Regions from separate parts of the Mus musculus genome. Here regions 2 and 3 are each linked to region 1. The links are chromatin loops, found by intact Hi-C in ENCODE. Cell type or tissue: left cerebral cortex. All regions are shown on one strand.

Region 1 (8,000 bases):
GGTACTGGTATAGAGACAGACAAGTAGACCAATGGAATAGAATTGAAGATCCAGAAATGAACCCACACACCTATGGTCACTTGATCTTCGACAAGGGAGCTAAAACCATCCAGTGGAAGAAAGACAGCATTTTCAACAATTGGTGCTGGCACAACTGGTTGTTATCGTGTAGAAGAATGCGAATCGATCCATACTTATCTCCTTGTACTAAGGTCAAATCTAAGTGGATCAAGGAACTTCACATAAAACCAGAGACACTGAAACTTATAGAGGAGAAAGTGGGGAAAAGCCTTGAAGATATGGGCACAGGGGAAAAATTCCTGAACAGAACAGCAATGGCTTGTGCTGTAAGATCGAGAATCGACAAATGGGACCTAATGAAACTCCAAAGTTTCTGCAAGGCAAAAGACACTGTCAATAAGACAAAAAGACCACCAACAGATTGGGAAAGGATCTTTACCTATCCTAAATCAGATAGGGGACTAATATCCAACATATATAAAGAACTCAAGAAGGTGGACTTCAGAAAATCAAATAACCCCATTAAAAAATGGGGCTCAGAACTGAACAAAGAATTCTCACCTGAGGAATACCGAATGGCAGAGAAGCACTTGAAAAAATGTTCAACATCCTTAATCATCAGGGAAATGCAAATCAAAACAACCCTGAGATTCCACCTCACACCAGTCAGAATGGCTAAGATCAAAAATTCAGGTGACAGCAGATGCTGGCGAGGATGTGGAGAACGAGGAACACTCCTCCATTGTTGGTGGGAGTGCAGGCTTGTACAACCACTCTGGAAATCAGTCTGGCGGTTCCTCAGAAAACTGGACATAGTACTACCGGAGGATCCAGCAATACCTCTCCTGGGCATATATCCAGAAGATGCCCCAACAGGTAAGAAGGACACATGCTCCACTATGTTCATAGCAGCCTTATTTATAATAGCCAGAAGCTGGAAAGAACCTAGATGCCCCTCAACAGAGGAATGGATACAGAAAATGTGGTACATCTACACAATGGAGTACTACTCAGCTATTAAAAAGAATGAATTTATGAAATTCCTAGCCAAATGGATGGACCTGGAGGGCATCATCCTGAGTGAGGTAACACATTCACAAAGAAACTCACACAATATGTATTCACTGATAAGTGGATATTAGCCCCAAACCTAGGATACCCAAGATATAAGATATAATTTGCTAAACACATGAAACTCAAGGAGAATGAAGACTGAAGTGTGGACACTATGCCCCTCCTTAGATTTGGGAACAAAACACCCATGGAAGGAGTTACAGAGACGGAGTTTGGAGCTGAGATGAAAGGATGGACCATGTAGAGACTGCCATAGCCAGGGATCCACCCCATAATCAGCATCCAAACGCTGACACCATTGCATACACTAGCAAGATTTTATTGAAAGGACGCAGATGTAGCTGTCTCTTGTGAGACTATGCCGGGGCCCAGCAAACACAGAAGTGGATGCTCACAGTCAGCTAATGGATGGATCATAGGGCTCCCAATGGAGGAGCTAGAGAAAGTAGCCAAGGAGCTAAAGGGATCTGCAACCCTATAGGTGGAACAACATTATGAGCTAACCAGTACCCCGGAGCTCTTGACTCTAGCTGCATATGTATCAAAAGATGGCCTAGTCGGCCATCACTGGAAAGAGAGGCCCATTGGACTTGCAAACTTTATATGCCCCAGTACAGGGGAATACCAGGGCCAAAAAGGGGGAGTGGGTGGGCAGGGGAGTGGGGGTGGGTGGATATGGGGGACTTTTGGTATAGCATTGGAAATGTAAATGAGTTAAATACCTAATAAAAAATGGAAAAAAAAAAACCTAGAGAATATGAAAAAAAAAAAAAAAGAAGGATAAAAAAAAAACAAAACTGGGGAACAGAGCTAATCAGAGAATTCTCAATTGAGAAAACTTGAATGGCTGAGAAGCACATAAAGAAATGTTCAACATCCTTAGTCATCAGGGAAATGCAAATCAAAAAGACTCTGAGATTCTGCCTCACATCAGTCAGAATGGCTAAGATCAAAAATTCAGGTGACAGCAGATACTGGCGAGGATGTGGAGAAAGAGGAACACTAATCCGTTGCTGGTGAGATTGCAAACTTGTACAAGCACTTTGGAAATCAATCTGGCAGTTCCTCAGAAAATTGGAAATAATTTGATCTGAAGACCCAGGTATACTACTACTGGGCATATACCCAAAAGATGCTCCAACATATAACAAGGACACATGCTCCATTATGTTCATAGCAACCTTTTTTATACTAGTCAGAAGCTGGAAACAACTCAGATGTCCCTCAACAGAAGAATGGATACAGAGAATGCAGTATGTTTATACAATGGTGTACTACACAGCTATTAAAAAATGATGACTTCATGAATTTTGCAGGAAAATGGATAGAAGTAGAAGATATCATCTTGAGTGAACTAACCCAGACTCAAAAGGACACACATGGACACTCACTGATAAGTGGATATTAGCCCAAAATGTCAGAATACTCACAATACAACTCACAAATCATATCAAGTTTTACAAGAATAAAGACCAAAGTGTGTATGCTTCAATCCTACTTAGAAGGGGGAACAAATAACCACAGGAAGAAGAAGAAGGAAGAGACCTGAGAGGGAGAGAAGATGGGAAGGGAAAAGGGGGCAGGATCAGGTATAGGAAGAGACAAGAGAGAAGTCCAGAGGCTCAAGTGAATGAATAGAAATACATTGCAGTGCAGGGTAGGGAAGAAGGAGGGGGGACCACTAAAAAATCCCAGATGCCAGGAAAGTGAAAGGTTCCCAGGACCCAACAGGAATGGCATTAGCTGAAATACCCAACAAGGAGGAAATAGAATCTGAAGAAACTAACTCCAGTAGATAGGCATGGCCCCCAGTTGAGGAATAGGACCATGTACTCATTTCAAAATTTTTAACCCAGAATTGTTTTGGGTAAAGGAAATGCAGGGACAAAATATGAAGGAAAGTCCATCCAGTGACTGCTCCACCTTTGAGTCCATCCCACCTGCAGACACCAAGCCCAGACACTATTGCTGATGCCAAGAAGTGCTCCCAGACAAGACCCTAGGATGACTCAGAGTTTTTGCCAGCATCTGACTAAGACACATGCAGATACTCACAGCCAATCATCAGACAGAGCCTGGAGACCCCAAGGGAAGAGTGAGGAGAAGGACTAAAGGAGCTGAAGGGGATTACAACCCCATAGGAAGAACAATATCAGCTAACCAGACCCCCAAGAGTATCCAGGGATTAAACTACCAACCAAAGAGTATACATGGACGGGTTCATGACTCCAGCTACATATGTAGCAGAGTATTGCCTTATCTGCCTCCGTGGGAGGTAGGCCCTTGGTCCTGTGGAGGCTTGTTGCCATAATGTAAGGGGATTATAGAGGGGTGAGGCAAGAGTGGGTGGGTGGGTGGGTGAGCACTCTCTTAGAGTCAAAGGGGAGGGAGAATGGGATGGGGGATTTGCGGAGGGGGAACTGGGAAAGGGGACAACATTTGAAATATAAATAAATAAAATAACCAATTAAAAAATAAATTATAACATGTAATTTAAAAAGATACATTATACTGTTACACCAATAATATTGCTTATGTGTTTATATAAGTCATATAAATTTATATAATTTAATATAAATTTAGTTTTAGATCTGAAATTTTAATGTGTTTCTTTGGTTTGCCCCATCTCTCCATTAATGCTCAGAAGGGCGGGAGCATTTCTCTTCCCTCTCCAAAAGTGTCTGCTTCAACTCACTTTCAGACTAATGCATTTCAAATGAGAGGATATTTATTAATAAATTCAAAGATAGGATGGTGACCCAGATCTGTTCAGCTGGGAAACACATCATGGCATGTCCCACCAAAATGGCACACAATAGGCTCTGAACGAAACAGCATTCATTATCTTGGTCCCCTCTACTTTCCCCACACCGTGTGTTTCTGACCACCATCAACCTGCCTGAGCTAGGATCTTAGCTTTACACTATCATGGCCTAGATCAGAATGAGCATAGAAGACTCAGGACTACATCTCCTCCTGAGAGAGTTGTGGCCAAAGTGCAGCAACACCTAGGGAGTAATACAGCCCAACAGCCTGGGACAGGAGGAGTGAGAAAAGCTTATTCACATCACACAGCACCGCAGATTGACTGTTCACAGGCCACACCCTTCTCATGCCCCTTTCATCTCAGGGATTCTTCCCATTGTGTCTGCACAGACACTGAGAAAGTTCTCTTCTTTGTCACAGAGACGAAACTGGCTCAGGTTGAGCCCTAATGATCTTGCTCACACAATGTGTACAATGAGACACATACCACAAGGGGGTAGCATACAGCTGTGCAGTGGTCTGGCTGTCGCTGTGAAGACTGCTTCTGCTTCTTCCCAGAGTCTTCAGAACTTGGTGTCTTTGACCAAAAGTTAATTTTCTTCATATTTAATATAGAAGGAGGCTGGAGAGATGTCTCAGAGGTTGAGAGCACTGACTACTTTTCCAGAAGCCCAGCAACCACATGGAGGCTCACAACCATATATAATTAGATCTGGTGCCCTCTTCTGGCATGCACACAGACAGTGTAAACAGAATAAATCTTTTTTTTAATTAGATATTTTCTTTATTTACATTTCAAATGTTATCCCCTTTCCTAGTTTCCCCTCTGAAAATTCCCTATCCCCTCTCCCCTCCCCCTGCTCCCCAACATACCCATTCCCATTCCTGGCATTCCCCTATACTGGAGCATACAGATTTCACAGAACCAAGGGCCTCTCCTCTCATTGATAACCAAATAGGCCATCCTCTGCTACATATATAGCTAGAGCCACAAGTTTCACCATGTGTTTTCTTTGATTGATGTTACAGTTCCAAGGAGTTCTAGGGGTACTGGTTAGTTCATATTGATGTTCCTCCTTAAAAAAAAAAAAAAAGTAGGATCTCTGGGCATGGGCATGCTGGCATACTCCTTTAATCCCAGAACTCAGAAGGCATGAGCAGGAGGATCTCTGTAAGTTCAAGGTTAGCCTGGTCTATGTGGCAAGTTAAGGTCAGCCAGCATTACATAGAGAAACCCGGTCTTAAAAACAAAATAATGAAACAAAATAACAACAAAAAATAGTATTAATGACATCCTGATGCCTCGTTCCAAAGTTAAGCAAAAGGCTGGTTGTGACATCAACCCAGCATATAAGCTCTAACAAACTACTACACCATCAAAGAGGCAGGGTGAAGGATTGAGAGCTTATGAGAGCAGCTATGTAGACCTCTTCTCCATCCTAAGTATTCATCCAAAATGAGTGAACTGCCAATCACTCAGTCACAAATTATGAGAAACACCTGAAAGGGCAGGGCATGGAAAACAAGAAACCCGACAGAGTCCCTCCTCAATACCTCCTGCTGGGGGGGGGGGGGAGTGGGGGTGAGGTGACCCTTCCTCTGTTCTTTCCTCATTTGCTCTGCATGGCCTCACAGAATCAGTACTAAGCAACTCCTGGGAAGACCTGGAAGACAATGGGAAGTAGACTAAAGCTTCTCCCTGGACCTGACTCCGGGACATTCTGGAGCCTGACCATTTCGTACCAAAGCACCCCCAGAACAACGACCCAGGCCTGCCCACAAGCCATCCTTGAACCACATTACCTGTCTAGTGAGATGACACCTCCCTACAGGAGATTATTTCCTGCAGCCACGACGGGCTCTGACTTGGTAGAAGGACAGGAGAGTTTACTGTAACCAGTAAAAAGACGTAAATCACCTTGAGAGCAGACTGCCCCTACCACTGCTGAGGCTCAGTTGCTACCCAGTAAGAAGCGACAGCTCTGTACTCTACCCCTCAGACTGTAGCTGTATCCAAGCCATTCATGGTGTCTAGTAAGAGTAAAGTTCCAGAGAATCTGAAGTGTTAGATTAAGGGGGACATGTGATGAGTGGGGTTGGGGAAAGGAACCTTGGGGTTAAGAAATAACAAAGGCGATGGAGGCAAGGAATCACAACTATGGGTAGAATCCAGGGTTGTAAGAACAAACCTGAGGTTGGACCTGGGGCAGGAGTCTGGATGACATTTTCTTTGATCACCTTTAGCTCCAGCGTCTTACTACGTTCGGACCAGGTAATCCCCTTCGAATAGATACAGCTATAATGTCCAGTAATGGTTTCATTCACTGGCCCAATCTCAAATTCATCCTCTGTTTTATAAGGCTCAGTGCTCTTTTCCATAAAGGTGCTGCCGTCCTTCTCCAGGCGGACCATGTTATACAAGTCGTGTTTATCAGAGTATGAGCACACAACAGTTACAAAAGTCCCTTGGGAGATCATAAGACTTGAATTAGGGAAGATGGTAATATCAGGCAGAGAACCTAGAAGAGAGGAGAGCAGGAATCTTAATATACACAGTGAGGACAGTGCCATAACAGAAAACCAATTTAGGTGCACCAATCCATTTTCTTACCAAATTTAGAGTTCTCTAGACACGATCAAACTCCAGCATTATAATATCTCCACTTTCTGTGCACATTAATACCCATCATATGGCAATAAGGACCTTATTGACCACATGTTGAGTCTGGTAAAGATTGATCCAAGGCAATCTCAGAACAACAGTCTTGACATGTCTGCTGCAGAGCCCACTGCTCCCCCCCCCCCCCCCCGCTTACTTCAGGGACCTCTGTGTTCTCTACCTTTATCTCCACCTTCTTTCCATTCTGTTATTGGAGCTAAAAATCCTACCTGCTTCAAACTACCTAGATGTAGGAGCACCCCCATAAAATCATATATGTATATACACATATATACATATACATACATATATCAAGAGACAAATTTAAAGCATGTGAATTTACCTTTTTGTGAATATTTACCGCCCCTGCCCTTATCAGTTTCCAAGCTTACAAATGTATAGTTGCTACTGCACAATATGCCTCCTGTCATTATTTATGAGCAAATGATATTATGTGCCTTTAGACCAACATTCTCTAGTCTGCTCTCCTCCCTTGACTCATTCTTTTACCATGTTTAATATCTTCTAGAGATGCTTTCTATGATTCCGTGGTTTGACTTATATAAGAACACAATTTCTTCCATTTGAAGGGAAAGTATGGGAGGGAAAATTGATGTTGAGAAAAGAATTGTCCAATATAATGGCAGCAAGGCTGCAACTAATGTAAGGAGATGAGCATATAACTCTCAAGAGACAGGTGAGATCAGAGATGCACTCCCTTGGATGACAAAGAAGGAATACTTCCACTGAGATCCAAGAGACAAGAGTAAATTCCTTGCACATAGCAAACAGGGACAAGGAGAAGCAAACATTGATATAACATGGAAACTACACACATGATACATCAAAAGTATGGCTACTTAAACATGCCCTGAACAAAAACATCAGTTGATATCTGAGCTTAGCTGAAGGATCTTACAGGGTGCCAATTCTAGATAAAGAGTATTTAATGTATTTAATGACTGCTAAGAGAGTAAAATTAGTTTTCCCCCAGAGATGAGCCCTTAATTGGCTATCCAATATGATTTAGTAATCTCTAAAAGCACATACAAATAAACTACACTAAGCATTAAACAGCACGTTGTGTGAGTGTGTGTGTGTGTGAATAATAAAGAAGGCGGCCATGGATTTGAGAGGGATAATAAAAAGGAGGAATATAAAAGGGGTTAAGGTTATAGAGATGGGGAATATTATGCAATTATATTTTAATTAAAAATAATTTTGAAAAATTAAGGTGCATGATGCCTAGTTCACAGGTCCAGAAAAGACTCTGGGATAAACAAGTGAAGCCTCTGGGATAAAACATAAATAAAGGCTTCTGGATAAAATAATAATAATCAAAAAACTAAACACAGAACAAAGAATAATATTAAAAGCTGCACAGGAAAAGGCCAAGTAACACATGAAGGCAGGCCTATTGGAATTCCACAAGACTTCTCAACAAAGACTCTTAAAGGAAGGGCCTTGACAGTCTCTCAGA
Region 2 (8,000 bases), 92 kb after region 1:
AACTTTTTATTTAAGTTTAGGATTCTAAAGGGAGAAGCTGTAATGTTTGGGGTGGGGGCAGGGTCATGATAGCAGAAGACTGGAGCTGAAAGCTGAGAGATTACATTTCAACTGCAAGCATGAAACAGAGGAAACAACCTGAAAGTGTCATGAGGCTAAAACTCTCAAAGCCCATCCCTAGTGATGTACTTCCTCAAGCAAGGTACCTCCTCCTATAGGTTCCATACAGCTCTTACTAACTGGGGACCAAGTGTTTAAGTCCCTGAGTCTGGTGGGGAGGGAGCAGGCATTTCCTATTCAATGCACCACAGACAGACAGACAGACAGATAGATATATACATGCATACATGCATACATACATATATACATGCACATGGACAGACACACAGATACAAATATAGATTGAATTAAATTTATGATGAGAATTGGTGTAAACAACCATGAAAGCTAAAAAGACCCAGAGAAGGAAGAAGTTGACTTCCCTTTGAGTCTGAAGGCTAGAGAATCGGGTGTTCAAGTGTCCTGCACCAGAAGAAGAGGATGTTACAGGTATAGAATAGAGTGTGAACCTTTTCTAACCCTCAATAGATGGGGGAGAGGCAAAAATCTTGCATCTGGCCAGGCGTGGTGACGCATGCCTTTAATCCCAGCACTCGGGAGGCAGAGGCGGGCAGATTAGATTTCTGAGTTCAAGGCCACCCTGGTCTACAGAGTGAGTTCCAGGACAGCCAGGGCTACACAGAGAAACCTTGTCTTGAAAAACCAAAAAAAAAAAAAAAAAAAAAAAGAATCTTGCATCTGAGTGATGAATTGAAATCTAATCTCTAACAACTGCCCTCAGACACACCCAATGTGAATAAAGAAATATTGGCTACTGTACCAATAATCCATGTATCCCCCAACCCAGTCATCTTAGCACATAAAATTAGCAACTCTACCATCTGGACTCACTTTAGGTAGTTCAGCTGTGAGGTGCAAGCTGTCAGTTATTTGAGTATATGCTTGAATGTAACCCTCACACATGAAGAGAGCCATATCTTACGTGTCTTCTGTATCCAGAAGCAATCATTTCTTCCCATTACGTATTCAAATAGAATATTTACTTATTTTAATTGTTATTAGTATTTATTTATTGTACATTGCAATTTGTTTCATAATATTCTCTCTCTCTCTATATATGTATATAGAGAGTAGATCTCTCTATATATAGAAAGATCATATATAGATCATATTCATATATACATGTATGAATATGATCTAGTTCTACATATGACAGAAAACATGCAATATTTGCCCTTATAAATCTGGCTTATGTCACTTAACACGAGGATCTCCAGTTCCATCTAATTTCTTGCAAATAATGATTCATTCTTTACTGCTGCACAAAATTCTGTTGTGTGTATACATAACACTTATTTTTAATCCATTCATCTGTTGATGGATACCCTGTCTGATTCTGTAACTTGACAATTGTTCATAGTGCTGCAGTAAATACAGATGTGTGGGCATCTCAGGGGTACCTTCACTTAAATATTTCCTTTTTCCAAAAGTCATACACTATATTTCTTCTTTGCCTTACTTACTATATAAACATGGGGAGCTATTATCCATAGGAGGCTGTGTTGCTTGCTTTTAGGACACAAAGCAGTGCCTGGAACAGAGCAGAGACCTGCATTGTGTATGAGGCATGTAGGACAATGAATCATAGCTGATTCCATTTAGTGAGGACCTACTATGTGCTAGGAATAGGAAGCAAAATGCGGTAATATTTCCAGGAACCTCCACCTACCTGGCTAACCAGTAAGGCTCCTATAGTCTAAGTAGTCTCTCAGCTTCTGACCTGCTCTCACCTTCTGTCAGGAAGGGCTGCGAAAGAGGGTCCCCTAGAAAAGGGGCCCTCCAGAGCTTCTCTCACATTTCTCTGGCTCAGCATCACCATGTCCCGCCTCTTCCTCTGCTTGCCCCTTGCATGCCAGTGAGGCACAGTGTCTGGATAGACCAGAGCTTGCAGACCAGCCAGCTCCAACCCACGGACAGGTTTTATTTGGCCCACATAGTCATTTTTTTTATTTGAATTCATTTTAACATTTAAAAGCTGAGGGATTTTGCTTTAAAAATATTCAGATTTCAGTCTTCGTTTGGAAATTTGGAACATCTGGTAAGGCTGGGTTCCTCTTCCCATATGGCAACACTGGCTGAGACTAAATGGCATCAACCACGTGTCCAGAACCAGCTTCCCCACACGCAGCTTGGATTAATGCCCATGGGCCCTGAGGTTATTTGGGAATAAAGTCCCCAGCTGGGGACTCCAGAAACCAACAAGGACCATATCTCCATATCCAAAAGAAATAAATAGGGTATAATGTCTGATGCAGGTCAAACTAACAGACCTGTATCAGACATACCACACATCTCTAATGTAATGGGACAGGTGTCTTGAGTTGAATCAATGCAGACTGAAGCAATTCCCCAAGGGGGCTGCCTTCTGGAACCAAACCACACATTCAGGAGGCAGACGGAGACAAATGGAGTGGAGGGAAAGAGAGGCAATCAGTTCAAATTCTCCCCGCCCCCATCTCTCTCCCGCTCCCCCATCTGTGTGTGTGTGTGTGTGTCTGTGTGTCTGTGTGTCTGTGTCCCTATGTCCATGTGTCTGTGTCTGTCTGTGAATCTGTCCCAGATTACTATTTCTCATTAAAGCTTTTGATTCTGAGTTGGGATGCTACTGCTTACCTTCTCTGGCTCTCACTTGTCTTTTAAACTGACACATAAAATATTTATCCTCTCGGTTTTATAGATGGGGAAATAAAGACTTTAGATTCAGAACTCACTTAAAGTCAGTTAGAATGCCTCCTCCAGCTGCTCATCTCAGAGTCTTTGTCTTTTCCAAGCCCCATTCAGACCACTTGGTTGGGATGGTGGGGAACATGAGTCCATCCAACTTCTTACTTCTATTTGTTATTGTCATTACCATTGACATCATCATTGCCATTATCATGCCAGCATCATTACTGTCATCACCAATATTCTGGTCATGATCACCATCATCACCATCATCATCACAATGATCACTACCACTTTCATCATTATCACTACCATCATCATCTCCACCATCATCACATCACTATCCATCACTATCACCATCACTACCATCACTAGCATCACTATCATCACCACCATCTTCATCACCACTGTCTCTTCAGCTACCATCATCAACACCAAGAAAATCTTATCATCTGCATGCTCACCATCATCATTCTCACCACCACCATCATCATCAGGAACTGTATCACCATCACCACCACCATGACCATCACCATTATCACCACCACCATCACAACTCTGCCATCCCCATGACTACCATCGGTATCACCAGGACCATCAGTCATCACAAACACAATCATCATTACTTCTCTTGCTAGCCCTTTCTACCATTCTCAACTAAAATTCATGGATGGCATGGGGGGGTCAACTCTTACTCCTTCCCATCCAATACCCTCCCCTAGGCAGACAGAAACACTACTGGGCGTTCTAGGGGCAAAAATTAGGCCTCCTACACACCAAAAGGGACAGTTGAGCAGCACCCTGGGAATGTTAGGTCACACAGTAAAGGTCTGAGTGATGATTTCATGGTGGCCAGGGTCCCTCCAGGGATACCTGCCTCCCATCATCTATCTGTGTGACTTTAGCAGCTTCCCATGAGACCCAACACAAATATTTTGGCTAGAAGATCACTTGCAAACTTTACGTGAGTGGCAAGTAGTGGGGGTCATTCTAGAGAATGAAGCAGTTTGGAGAAGGTCTCAAACATGTGGGAAGCCACCATACACAAATGGGATGGGCCCCTATATAGATAGATAATTAGGATCCTATTCAAAGTTGGTGGAGTTCTTATACAAACAGTTCTCACGGCATGTGTAGGTCTTTCTGGAAGGGTCTGCTCACACAGGAAGATTTCTGTCTAGAAACTGTGTCCATATACAGGTAATGACAAAATGTGTCGTGGAGAAGGAGACTCTTACCTAAGCAGAAGCTGTCTTTACAAACGGAAAAGTGAGGGATTTTTTATTGGCGCGCCTGGCTAACTGCTGCTCAAATACTAATGACCTTTACACCAAGGTGAAGGTTTTACATAAGGATAAAGAGCTTGTGTGCTTGAAAGAGAAATCCCAGTATCCTGGCTCTTATACAGACAGGGACAAGGCGGGCGAATCCATTTTGTTCTCAGCAAGCACAGCCCCTGCATACCACTGACATGAGCAAAGACCCTTCACCTGCACAGGCAGCAGGTGGGAGCCCAGGAGAGGGCGGAGCAACGGGGACCACTGCTCACGCCGCATTGCCTCCGGTGACCGCCAGAGGCAGCACTGAGGCGCTGCCTCGCCTCCCCCCTCCCCAATCTCCACCCCCGGCCCTCCGGGCTCCTGCTCCCGGGAGCCCCGCAAACCCCGCTCCGCCCGCGCCCCGCACAGCACCGAGGCTCCCGGCCCGGTCCGCCCCGCTGCCCCTCCCCGGGGCCATGGGGGCACCCCCGGGCTACCGACCCTCTGCCTGGGTGCATCTCCTCCACCAGCTGCCCCGCGCCGACTTCCAGCTCCGCCCGGTGCCCAGCGGCTTTGCTCCCCGCGACCAAGAGTACCAGCAGGTGGGATGGCAAACCTGGGCCAGGTCCCCTGGGAACAGGAGGCTGGGTCAGAGTTCCGGCGTCTTAGGGGCTGGGGACCCGGCCTGCATTTGTGAGTACAAGTCCAAGATCAGAGGTATAGCGCTCATACCTTGAGGTTCCCCTAGGACGTGCGCTGGGGGTGCAGACCCCTCTCTTCCCAGATAAGGAGAGCTGGGATCCTAGACTTCCAAGAATCCTGAATGGGAGGAGATGGGGGCCCAGCATTTGGGTTTCTGAGACCTGCCTGGAAAGCCAGTCTTTAGGGTCATCTAAGGAAAGGTCCGCTCTTGAGGTCCCAGGCGAGAAGGACCCCGCCCCCACAGAATCCCGACTAGTAAATATGTCCCAGATTAAATTAAAAAAAAATTTTTTTTTGGCGGGGGGGTGGGGGTAGAGAAAGGACTGAGAGAGGGAAGGCAGGGGAGGCAGCCGAGGTCTGGGAAGGATTGATATCCTCAAATAGGGAACAGAGATCAGGACTGGGGAAACCAGCTGAGGTAAGATGAGGATTCAAGGTGCCTTCAGCCTGTCCCAGGAGGGAAGGGGTTGTTAGGGTGCCAGAGAGGGTTGGGATAGAAATGTGGTTAGGTTCCAGGCTAAGGAAGACAACAGGCCTGGGTCCCAGGAGGGTGAGGCTGGTGGTGGACCCTCACAGACTCTGGGGTCCCTAGGGAAAGAGGCCCAGCTGCGGTTCGTGGGGGGGGGGGGGCGGAGGTGCTGTCCCCTGACCCAGTTTAATTCAAGTCCTTGACTTTGAGATTAATGAGGAGAAAAGCTTGGCTGAGCTGGGGGCCTGGTGGGGGGCTGGGAGTTGGCCTTGCCCTCCCCTCAAGTCTGAACCTCTGTGGCAGCCCTCTGGGAAAGGGGCACAGGGTTGGGAGAGCTTCGAGGGAGGGGGATGTTCCCAGAAAAGCAGCGAGGGGGATCGTGTGCTGGTGTGCTTGCTATTTGGGTCATGGCTGGCACAGCCTGAGCGGCTCCTCCCTGCCTACTCCACCCGCCCCCTCTCCCCTCCAAATGAGCACCGCCATCCCCTCGCCCACAGCCACTTACACAATCGCAGCCTCCAGCCGGTCGGCCCACCCACTCCCAGCCCAACTCTTGGGGCTTATGGCTCTGGAGAGTCCCTCAGCCACGAGGAATCCCCTCCTGGGGTCCCCAGTACCACCACAGCCGCTCAGAGCAGTTCACTCAACCCTCAACCCGATACTCATCAGTCAGTCACAGCTGAGGCACACACAGTTGCATTCCTGGGACATTATTCTTCATAGAAATGGCCATTGTGAGCACAGAAAGACCAACTAAGAGAGCCTCTGAGATAGGACCTGAACAACCATATGACCAGTCACATATACACAACACACTCGTGTGTGCACCATCACACACGGGCACACTCATACATTATGCACAGCTACCCTATCTCACATGAGCATAAGCTCACACACACACACACTCACTCAGTCTACTTAACACAACTCACTGACTGAAGCAGCTGTGTTCAGAAAACATTAATGCCCGCAAGTATTCTGCTGCATACAGACACGCAGCATGGTCTACACAAATACCTCATCCTCTCTCCATATGCCCTCATCTGATGGAAGGCAAACTCACGGCCACATCAACGTTGCACTGCACACACTTGTCGGGCACACAGATGATGTGGAGGGCAGGCAGCTGTGCCACCGTTTAAGGACAGTGGCCCCTGGGACTGCAGGGTTGTGATTCTAGATCTCACACTTCCATTACTCTGCTGTGTAACTCTAGGACAACTGTGTCCAGCCCTGGGCCTATGAGAAGACATGAGACACAGGTCTTCTGAAAGACCCTACCATATGCAGAGTCCACTATAGTATAGTTTATCTGAAGCATGGCCTCACTCTCTAGTCGGGGCTGGCTGGAGTTTGTGTATTGATTGGTCTAGCCTGAAAGTGTGGCCGTTTTCTCACCTCAGCTGCCAGAATGCTGGGGTTACAGGCATGCACTATCACACCTAGATCAGAGCCGCCCTGTTCCACAAGGTGTTTCGAGCTGTAAACATCCCTTCTGCCTACCTTTCCTTTCCTCTACCCTGTGGGTCTCGCTACACATTCCGCCCTGTCTGCTTTTTCTATAGTTCTGTATATGCCCCTCTTTGTCTCTTCATCTCTGTCTGTCTCTCTCCTCGATCTCTGATTTAATCCTTCTGATGTTTTGTGTGTCTTATCTCCATATCTCTCTCTTGTTTCCTTGGCTGCCTCTTTCTGTCTGCATCGTCATCTCTTTTGCTCATCAGTCTCCCTTCCCTATCTCCATCCCTGGGCCTTGACTCTCTCTCTCTCTCTCTCTCTCTCTCTCTCTCTCTCACACACACACACACACACACACACACACACACACACACACACACACGCTGTCACAGCATCCCTGTTTCCATCCCCAGCCCTGGGGTGACAAACTCAGTTGCAGTGGGTGTGTGAGCTCAGTAGCAGGAGGGAGAGAGGGGTAAAGGAGGCTGCCTCTCCTGTTCTCCCGAAATACAGACACGGGGGCCTTCCTGCCCCTTATTCCCATACAGTTCAGAGAGCAGCAGCAAGTCCTTGGGGCATGTTTCATTTCAATTGCCATGCAGCTGAGAAGGAACTTCTTGTCTGGGACATGGAAGTGCCCTCTGAGGCTTCTCAACACCTCTTCCTCAGGCCCTGCTGCTGGTGGCAGCCTTGGCTGGGCTTGGTTTAGGCCTGAGCCTCATCTTCATCGCTGTCTACCTCATCCGCTTCTGCTGCTGCAGGCCTCCAGAACCCCATGGGGCCAAGAGTCCCCCACCCGGAGGAGGTTGCGTCACCTGGAGCTGCATTGCTGCCCTTCTCGTGGGCTGGTAATGGGGCCCCAGGGTGGGTGGGGGCGGGGACAGAGATTCCTATACTCGCTGTCTTTTTCTAGAGACCTTGGGGGTATGAGCCCAGAGTTAGGAGGGAGAACCGCTAGGCACTAAGAGTGCCTGCCTGCCCTGTGAGTGGGGGATAGAGAGGTTTGAGGGGTGTGAAGCAGCCTGCCTGGGAGGAGAAAAGAAAGCCTACTAGGCTTGGAGATCTCAGTGGTTCTCTCATTGGCCCGCGGTTCTATCTAGAGGCGTGAGATACTCTCTAGACTTCAGTTTCTCCATCTATAGCGCGTGGTTTGCGGCACTACGCATACCCTAGTTACAGTGAGAATAGACTAGAGAGTGCACAGTGCCTGGATGTCCCCTATGAGTGTTAACACTGATCAAACTCATTCATTCGCTCACTCATCAACTCATCAGTTCAACAACTGAACATAACTACTCTGTGCCAGGCACTGAACACGCCACAGAAAG
Region 3 (8,000 bases), 65 kb after region 1:
GAGCAAGTATCACAAACTGTCCCAAGTTGAAGACACCTCCAGTGGTGAGTCTCTTTTTCCTAGACTTCCTTTATAAAGCGGAACTACTCACACAGAGGTCTGTCATTGCAGCAACCCTGAAACAGTCTCATCCATCTTCCTCAGCAGCCACCCACCCCTTCCTTCTCATGGCTCTGCATTGAGTTGACTTCTGAATGCCTATGATGGGGATGGGGCTCTCAAGGAGCACCTCACATATGTGGCATAGTAACCTCTGAGTTGTACAGTACACACCTCACAGATCTGTGCATGGTGAGTCTATAATACTCCCATTGTGTATCTGCAGAGGCTAGTGTCTGCAATATTATTTTGCCAGGTGATAAGATATCTTAACTTCTCTCATGTGTAAGAAAAAGATAGCATTAGAAGCATCCAAAAGAGGAACATAAACATAGGAGCTTCAATGCCATTATTAATAAGTAAAATAAATTGCTATACAGGGCGGGTAATGATGACAGGGTTTTAGACACCAGATTGTAACTATGTACAGTCACTGGGATCAGATGAGGAATTGCAGCCCAGCTGGCTCATTGTACCAGGAACTCCCACAGCCAGCGGAGTAATTATAGACACTAGATCTGCTGGGTGATTACCATGCAGTCGTGGAGTCCAAAGCAATAATAGCATGGTTCCAAACCCAGGCAGTAGGCAATAACTAGAGACATGATCACAACTCAGAGGCAGAGGGATGTTCCTGAAACATCAAGCCTCAAGAGGCCGAGGAGAGCTCCGCCACCCTCAGAAGTCCCCAAAAGTTGAATGACTCCCCCCGCCCTTTTTATTTGGTTCTTAGAATTAAACCTAGCTCTTTACATATGATATCAAGGACTCTACCACTGAGCCATGCCCCTATATTCTCACTGATGGATTCTAGGCAGGGGCTCTACCACTGAGCCACACCTTTTATTTCCCTTCCCCATTCAGCACAAGTCTTTTCCTCATATTCATGTTCTTTTGCTTTGTTTTGTGGCCCACTAAGTTTAATTAGGGCCATCTGTGGGACCATGAGTTTAAAACTATTCATTGGAGCCTGACAGACTCACCAGTGGGTGCAAAACTAAAGGCAATGATACACCTAACCCGCCAATCTGTCAGTATCCAGTAGTTCAGCACAGAAAGGTGGAACATCACAAGCAACTGCTCTATCCATAACTGACTGATAACTGGCCCAATCTTGTGCAAGGCCCAGTGCAGGTGACCACAACTGTTGGGAGATCATGATTACAACGGCTGGGTCCTGCTAGGGAGAAAGCATTTCACAGCTATCTTCTCCCTATCTTCTAGCTCTTACATTCTTCCTACCCCCTTTTCTTCAATGTTCCCCAGGCTACAAGGGGAACAATGTGAATATCCTATTTTAGGGCTGCACACTCAACAGTCACGTCGAACAGCCATGAGTCTCTGCATTCACTGCCATTCACTGCAAAGAAAAGCTTCTCTGACTCAGGCTTAGAGCAGGAGTTTTGGTGCTAGGAGATAGCTTGGTGCCATGACAATTTAGCTTTAAAAAAAAATGGAGCTCTTTCATTTTTATTGCCAGATAGTATTCTATTATGTGCCACAGTTTAGCCATTTGCCCACTGAAAAACAGCATGGCTGTTTCAAAAAACTCTCATCAAGAACCTATAATTAGAAAGGTCATAGGCCATAGTGGAGAACCTACTACTATTAGTCTGCTAAATGGATATAGTATTAAACAGATATATTATATTATATTATATTATATTATATTATATTATATTATGACTTATCATTATATCCATAGATTAGTGCATCTCTCAACCCTCAGAGAAGCTTCTTTCTCTAGAAGATGGGGTCATGGAGACCCACAACTTGTCAAAGTTCAGAGAAGAAGAGACTATGGCGTGCTCAGCCCTAAGATGGGGCAGAAAGATTTTAAGAGCCAGATGAGGTGGATGACCACAAGGAAACAGTGTTTTCCAAATCAACAGGACAGATGCACGTATGAACTCAGTGCTTGTTACAGCATGCACAAGACCGGTACAAACTCAAGTCGGATAAGATCCCAGCATGGGGCAGGAAGGTGAGCACAAAAATCCCAGCCCCAGCCAAGGATCTATTGACAATTGATAGCTGCTGAGAGAAGGAGAGTCAATGTTCTTCAAGGGTGTGGTCCCCTGTAGGCTGACTTCACATCAGTAGATAGCCACATAGCCAAGAGTATAGGGATGGCACCAATGGGACTCAGTGGGTTTTTAAAACAGAAATGAGGACACCAAGATGGGTGACAGTAGAGGAGGGTGCATCTGGCCTTCCCAGTGAACTCTCATTATTTCACTTGGCTAAGGGTCATTTTGTTCAACTGAGATGGAAGTCATGAAGCAGCTCTTTTAGCATCGGGTCCCTCTGATGTCCTTAATCAGGACACCTCTCAGCAGCACTCGGCGGCTGGAGAAAGGAACTCTCTGAGGCTCTCTGAATGCTCAGTAGTAGGGGCTTATAGCTATGCCTTCTCTGACTTCTGCAAGCCTGCTGAGTGCTTCTCTGACTTCTGCAAGCCTGCTGAGTGTGCCAGGGTCTGGCATCCATAGATGTCTTGTGCTCTTTGTGTTACTAACCCAACTCACTTTACGAACTATAGAGACAATAACTAAGCAATGCAATCATTAACAGGTTTTACTGTGGCCCACACTATATGAACATGAATGACGGAATGCAGAAAAGGGGTGTGCTAGTTAGTTAGTTGTTGTTATAAAATGCCCTGACAAAAGCAAATTAAGGAAGAAAGGGGTTTATTTTGACTTAGGATTCCTGAGGAATCAAGTCCCTCATATCAGGAAAACAATGGAAACATGTAAGGCTAGATAGGGTAGCAAGAGTAGAAAGTGAGCTAGTCACATTTTCATCTGCACACAGGAGGCAGACAGACATACAGACTGAGACAGAAACAGGCAGTCACTGAGAGAGAGGAAGAGACAGAGACAGAGAGAAAGTGAGAGAGTGACAGAGGGAGACAGACAGAGAAACAGAGACAGACAGAGACAGAGAGCTAGAGAGACAGAGACAGAGAGAGATCAGGAAGTGGGATGAGGCTATAAACCCTCAAAGCCCATCCATGGTGATATACTTCCTCCAGCAATGTTCTACTTCCTGAAGGTTCCATAACCTTTTCAAAGAGTACCACCAATTGGGGGTAAATGTTCAAATGTTCAACTACATGAGGCTATGTGGCAGGGAGCGTTTGTTTTTGTTTTGTTTTGTTTTTTTCATTCAAACCACAGCCAGGGAAGTCTCCCAGCCTTCTCTGTGAATAGTGAGAGAAACCCTGCTTATAGCCAGTCGAGACTACACACTAGCTGTCACCGGTTGGTACTGTTCCTTCCCAACCAGAGTAACACAGCTGTGAAGGGACGGACAGGAGTGGTCACTGATAAAGTTATCTGGAGCAGTTACTGGCAAGATCATCTAAGGGCTCTCTAAAGCTGTCAAGGCTTAAGGAAAGTTACTCAAATCAGAGATGCTGTTGGCATGGCAGTCACAATGATAATTGTGGTCCCAACAGTAGAAACAAAGTACCTTGGGGAGCCTGTCAGATTTGACGTCTGTCCCAGGTGTCAGTGGCTCGATCGATCCCTGGCTCTCTTAGCAGCCGCAGGGTATTTAAAGCACTCACCACAGTTAGAATAATGGCTGAGGAAGCAGATGCTTGATTAGCAGCTCACATGATGCCCCCAGGGAGTGGCTATCTACTCCAGTGAGCCTTCAGACACAGCAGCGGTGTCACCCACAGACCTGCTAGATGCTTAACTTGGTAACTAAGCTCATGATTCGGATCCAGATTTGTCACTGTCCTCCCTGGGGTAGTCGCCCGTTCTGCTCCCAGGAACCTCCTGATAGAATTTAGGCAAAGGGGAAACGTCTAGACAGCTTTCAGTCAAGCAACTAAATTGCTGGTACCTGGGGGGAAACATTGTGGTAGGCCGGCTGAAAGATCTGATATGGAAGTAATTAGTCATCTTCAGTGAACTTTATCTAAGAACATTTAACCCCCATCCAGTATCCTAGGGAGGGCTAAATTCTTCATATCCGGCTTAATTCCTGACATTTCTTTTTTCCCTTGCTCCTCAATCAGCTGTGCCCTGTGCTCAGAAATGATGGATGCAAAAATAAAGCTTCCTAATTCAGCTCCTGGTGCAAAGAAAAAGCATTTTTCTTTCTTTCTTTCTTTTTTCATTTTAATATTTTTATGTAAGGTCTCATTATATAGCTCTGATGGTCTAAAAATTCACTATGTAGAACAGACTGTCCTCATACACAGAGATCTTCCAGCCTCTGTCCAGCCACTATTTTACCTGGCTCTATTTTTTAAGATTTAGGTGTATTTAGTTTGTGTGTTTGTGTGTGTGTGTGTGTGTGTGTGTGTGTGTATGCCACACTTGTGGAGGTAAAAATACAACTGGTGAGAGTTCTCTACTAGCCATGTGGATCTAAATGCCAAACATACTTTCCCACTGTGGTAATTCTAGTGAGAAGTGAGAATAGCCCCCACAGGCTTATAGGTTTGACTGCTTGGTGCCCAGTTAGAACTGTTTGGAAAGGACTAGGATGTGTTGTCTTGTTACTGAGGTGTGATGTGGGAGGGGCTTTGGAGCTTCAAAGGCCCACACCTGCCCAGCGATTCTCTCTTTGTCTGCTGCCCATGGATCAGGATGTTCTCAGCTACGTTTCCAGAGTAGGTCTGTGTGGTGGTTGGAATAGGTATGGCCCCCTTAAGCTCACGTGTTTGAATTCTTGGCCAAGCTTAGAGAGAGGCACTATTAGGAGTTGTGGCTTTGTTGGAGTAGGCATGATCTGGTTGGAGGAAGAGTGTCCCTGTGGGGGTGGCCTTTTATATCTTGTGCCCAGTGTGGCACACAATCTCTTCTTCTGTCTTCAGCTCAAGAGGTACTCTTGAGAGTACCTCTCAGCTCTTTCTCCAGCACTATGCCTGCCTGCACTCTGCCATGTTTCCCACCATGAAGATAATGGACTAATCCTCTGAACCTGTAAGCCAGCCCCAATTAAATGTTTTCCTTTATAAGAGTTGCCATGGGCCAGGATGGGTGAAGAAGGTTAAGGGAAGAGAGAAATAAGAAATTAGTGCTAACAGTTTTAAGTTTTCCTTCTTGGATGATTAAAATATCCAGATGTTGATTGTGGCAAAAGCTGCCCAATTCTGTGAACGTAGTAAGAGCAGTTGGCTTGTGTTCTTTAAATTAGATAACTGGGAGCCAGAAAGATGGCTCAGCAGTCAAGAGCACTTACTACTCTTGAAGAGGACCCAGAGTGTGTACTCATTATACACAACATCTGTAACTCCAGTTCCAGGAGATCTAACACCCTTTTTCTGGTCTCTACAGACTCCTGCACACACATGGTACACATATATATATATTCAGATACACATATACACATAGTAATTGCAAATAAGTTAGGCAGTATAGCAAGGCCAGTTTCAGGTTGGCAAGATGGCTCATTGAGTATGATGCTTGCCTCCAAGCCTGACAACCTGAGTTCATTCCCTGGGACCTATATGGTAGAAGTAGAGAATTTGACCTTTGACCTTTACATTTATGCTCTGAGACATGTATGCCTTCTCCTCTTGCACACACACACACACAAAATAAATGTAATTAAATTATCTGAAGAAACAAGAATTTTCTAAAGGCTGATGTGGTAGTCCATTTTTTTTTATGGAATCTTAGCATTTGGTAGGTCGATGCAGAAGAACTCAGACTTCAAAGACATTTTAATTAGTTTGAAGCCAGCCTGAGCTACATGAGACCCTGTCTGGATGGGAATAAAACATGATTGCAAAGATGTTAGGCAGTTCATGAAATCTAAGTAAAGGGTAGAGAATCAAGCTCTGAGGCCAGGCTTGGCAGTTTATGCCTGTAGATAATTCCAACACTCAGGAGGGTTGGTAGATGAATTGCCAGAATTTCAGAGACAGCCTGTGCTACAGAATGAGACCTGCTACCATATCCCATCCCTTATCATCCCTCCTCAAAATGACTCAGAGGAAGCAAGGTAGAGACAGACTATTGCTCCAAATTTGGACCAGTGTGAAAGATGCTCCTGTTTAGGACTGGAGGTATAACTCAAATGTTAAAGTCTTTGCCAAATATGCACAAAACACTGGTTTTCATCCCCAGTGTCAGGTAAACCAGATGTAGTGCAGGCAATCCCAGCAGATGTAGTGCAGGCAATCCCAGCACTACAGAGGTGAAAGTAGGAGGTCAGAGTTCAAGGTCAGCCTAAACTCCATGAGATCAAGAGACTCTGCCTCAAGGACAAGGGAATGAAAAAATTGAAGAAGAGAGGAGAGGAGAAAGGAAGAAAGGAAAAGGGGAGAGGGAGGGAAGAGAAAGGGAGGGAAGGAAAGAAAGGAGAATGGGCAACTAGGTACACCATCATTCTTTGTATCTCTGTCTTACCTTTCCCCAGAGAAGCCGCACATAGAACCGTGAGATAGGTGGAGTACGGAACTGACTCAATAGGGTAACACTGGGCAAGCAAGTACTTTGGCTTCCATAAAAGAAGGTAAAGCAAGAGTCCCCAACAAGCCCCAGATGGATGGAAACTTTTTCCAAAAAAAGAAAAGGAAAAGAACTTCCATGCTCAGAGCCAAAGATGGCAACCATGATCTGTCCCTGTGCATACCATCCAAGGTGATGCCTTAAATAAACCCTCCTGTACCTCCTGCCTTCCCACACACTTGCTGCCAGGTGCCCAAGGAGGATTTCTTTTCTGTAAATAAGTGACTGACAGTCCTGTGGGTGAGAAGGTTGAGCTCTTCAACAATTCAATATGCAAATTTTTCAAACATAATGGTTAAAAGAATTTGACAATGACTATCTACTCATATCCTGCTTGAGCTCTTCCAATAGCAGCTTACCCCGAATGGTTTTATAATATAGCATTTTTATTAATTATTTGAGAATCTCATCCTTTCATGCAATGTTCTTTGATCATACCCACCTCCCCTAACTCCTCTCAGATCCATCCTTCACCCTTTCTTACTTTGAGTCCTCTTGGGTTTTTTGTTTGTTTTTTTTATTTTAATAATCCTCAAAGCACAATTTCTGCTACTCATACACTCATCTGTATAGGGTCATACACTGGAGCTTAGTGGACTTACTAGGGGCCATGCCTCTAAAGAAAACTGACTCTCCTTCTCCCAGAAGCCATCAGTAACATCAGTAACAGAAGCAACAGTTCCTCAGCTAATTAGGGGGACTAGTGAGTCCTTCCCACCACCATGCTGGATTGTCAAATGCATGATTTTGTACAGGCATCAACAGCTCCTGTTTAGTTCATAAAATACTGCAGTTCTATATTTTATGCCCTCCTTGAAGCTCTCAGAGTCTGAACCACCAACCAAAGAACATACATGGGCTGGACCTAGGCCTCCTGCACATATGTAGCAGATGTGTGGTTTGGTCTACATGTAGGTCCCAAACAACTAGAACTGGGGCTATCCCAAAAGCTGTTGTCTGCATGTGGAATATGTTCTTCTAGCTGGGCTGACTTGTCTGGCCTCAGTAAGAGAGGAAGCACCTAGCCTCAGAGTGACTTGAAGTGCCCCACCCACTCAGAAGAGAAAGGGAAAGGGGATGGGGAAGAATTGTGGGAGGGAGGACTGGGAGGGAGTAGTGATCGAGATGTAAAGAGAATAAGCAAAAAGTTAAATTTAAAAAATACATCAGTCCTGTTGTATCCAGAAGACACTGTTTAGCTTGCATCCTACCTGGCCTCTGGCTCTCAGAATCAGCCTCTCTCCTTCTGCATGATGATGATCCCTTTGGCCTTGGAGAATGAGTGTGATAGAGATGTCCTGTTTATGGCTGACCAAGCCCATTCAGCCAGTCAACAGGTTCTCCAGTGCAGGAGTGAGGATTAAAAAGAAAATAACAGACAATTAGACAACATTGTAGAATTACCATAGTCAGTTCTGAGAC

Evidence for each region. A loop is a pair of places that touch in the nucleus more often than their neighbours do. Peaks named below come from ENCODE experiments on the same cell type or tissue, not always from the same donor. Only the 100,000 strongest peaks of a DNase experiment are listed, where the experiment ranks them.
Region 2: it touches region 1 in a loop (2.2-fold over the local background); 7 of 42 quality-filtered maps call a loop at or near these places.
Region 3: it touches region 1 in a loop (2.7-fold over the local background); 7 of 42 quality-filtered maps call a loop at or near these places.

Annotation. Positions count from the first base shown.
Region 1 is chr7:4,022,657-4,030,656 of GRCm38, forward strand. It overlaps Lair1 (leukocyte-associated Ig-like receptor 1), which reads right to left. Exons shown (of 8, transcript NM_001113474.1): 3 at 6,051-6,380. Among named protein-coding and RNA genes, the nearest start is that of Lair1, 37 kb to the right of the region's middle. In left cerebral cortex, CTCF peaks have their summits at 4,353 (motif pointing right) and 4,553 (motif pointing left); a DNase peak (open chromatin) is centred at 4,363.
Region 2 is chr7:4,115,136-4,123,135 of GRCm38, forward strand. Ttyh1 (tweety family member 1) reads left to right here and starts at 4,395. Exons shown (of 14, transcript NM_021324.6): 1 at 4,395-4,645; 2 at 7,342-7,520. The coding sequence starts at 4,520. It overlaps 9430041J12Rik (RIKEN cDNA 9430041J12 gene), which reads right to left and starts at 5,593. Exons shown (of 9, transcript NR_033568.1): 1 at 4,776-5,593; 2 at 4,545-4,673. In left cerebral cortex, a CTCF peak has its summit at 4,342 (motif pointing right); DNase peaks (open chromatin) are centred at 2,092, 4,427, 4,932, 5,635 and 2 more places; H3K4me3 peaks cover 3,993 bases; H3K27ac peaks cover 5,649 bases.
Region 3 is chr7:4,087,669-4,095,668 of GRCm38, forward strand. It overlaps 9430041J12Rik (RIKEN cDNA 9430041J12 gene), which reads right to left. Exons shown (of 9, transcript NR_033568.1): 6 at 7,790-7,918. Among named protein-coding and RNA genes, the nearest start is that of Gm23741, 10 kb to the right of the region's middle. In left cerebral cortex, no CTCF peak of the experiment used is centred here; DNase peaks (open chromatin) are centred at 127, 599 and 4,553; H3K27ac peaks cover 1,504 bases.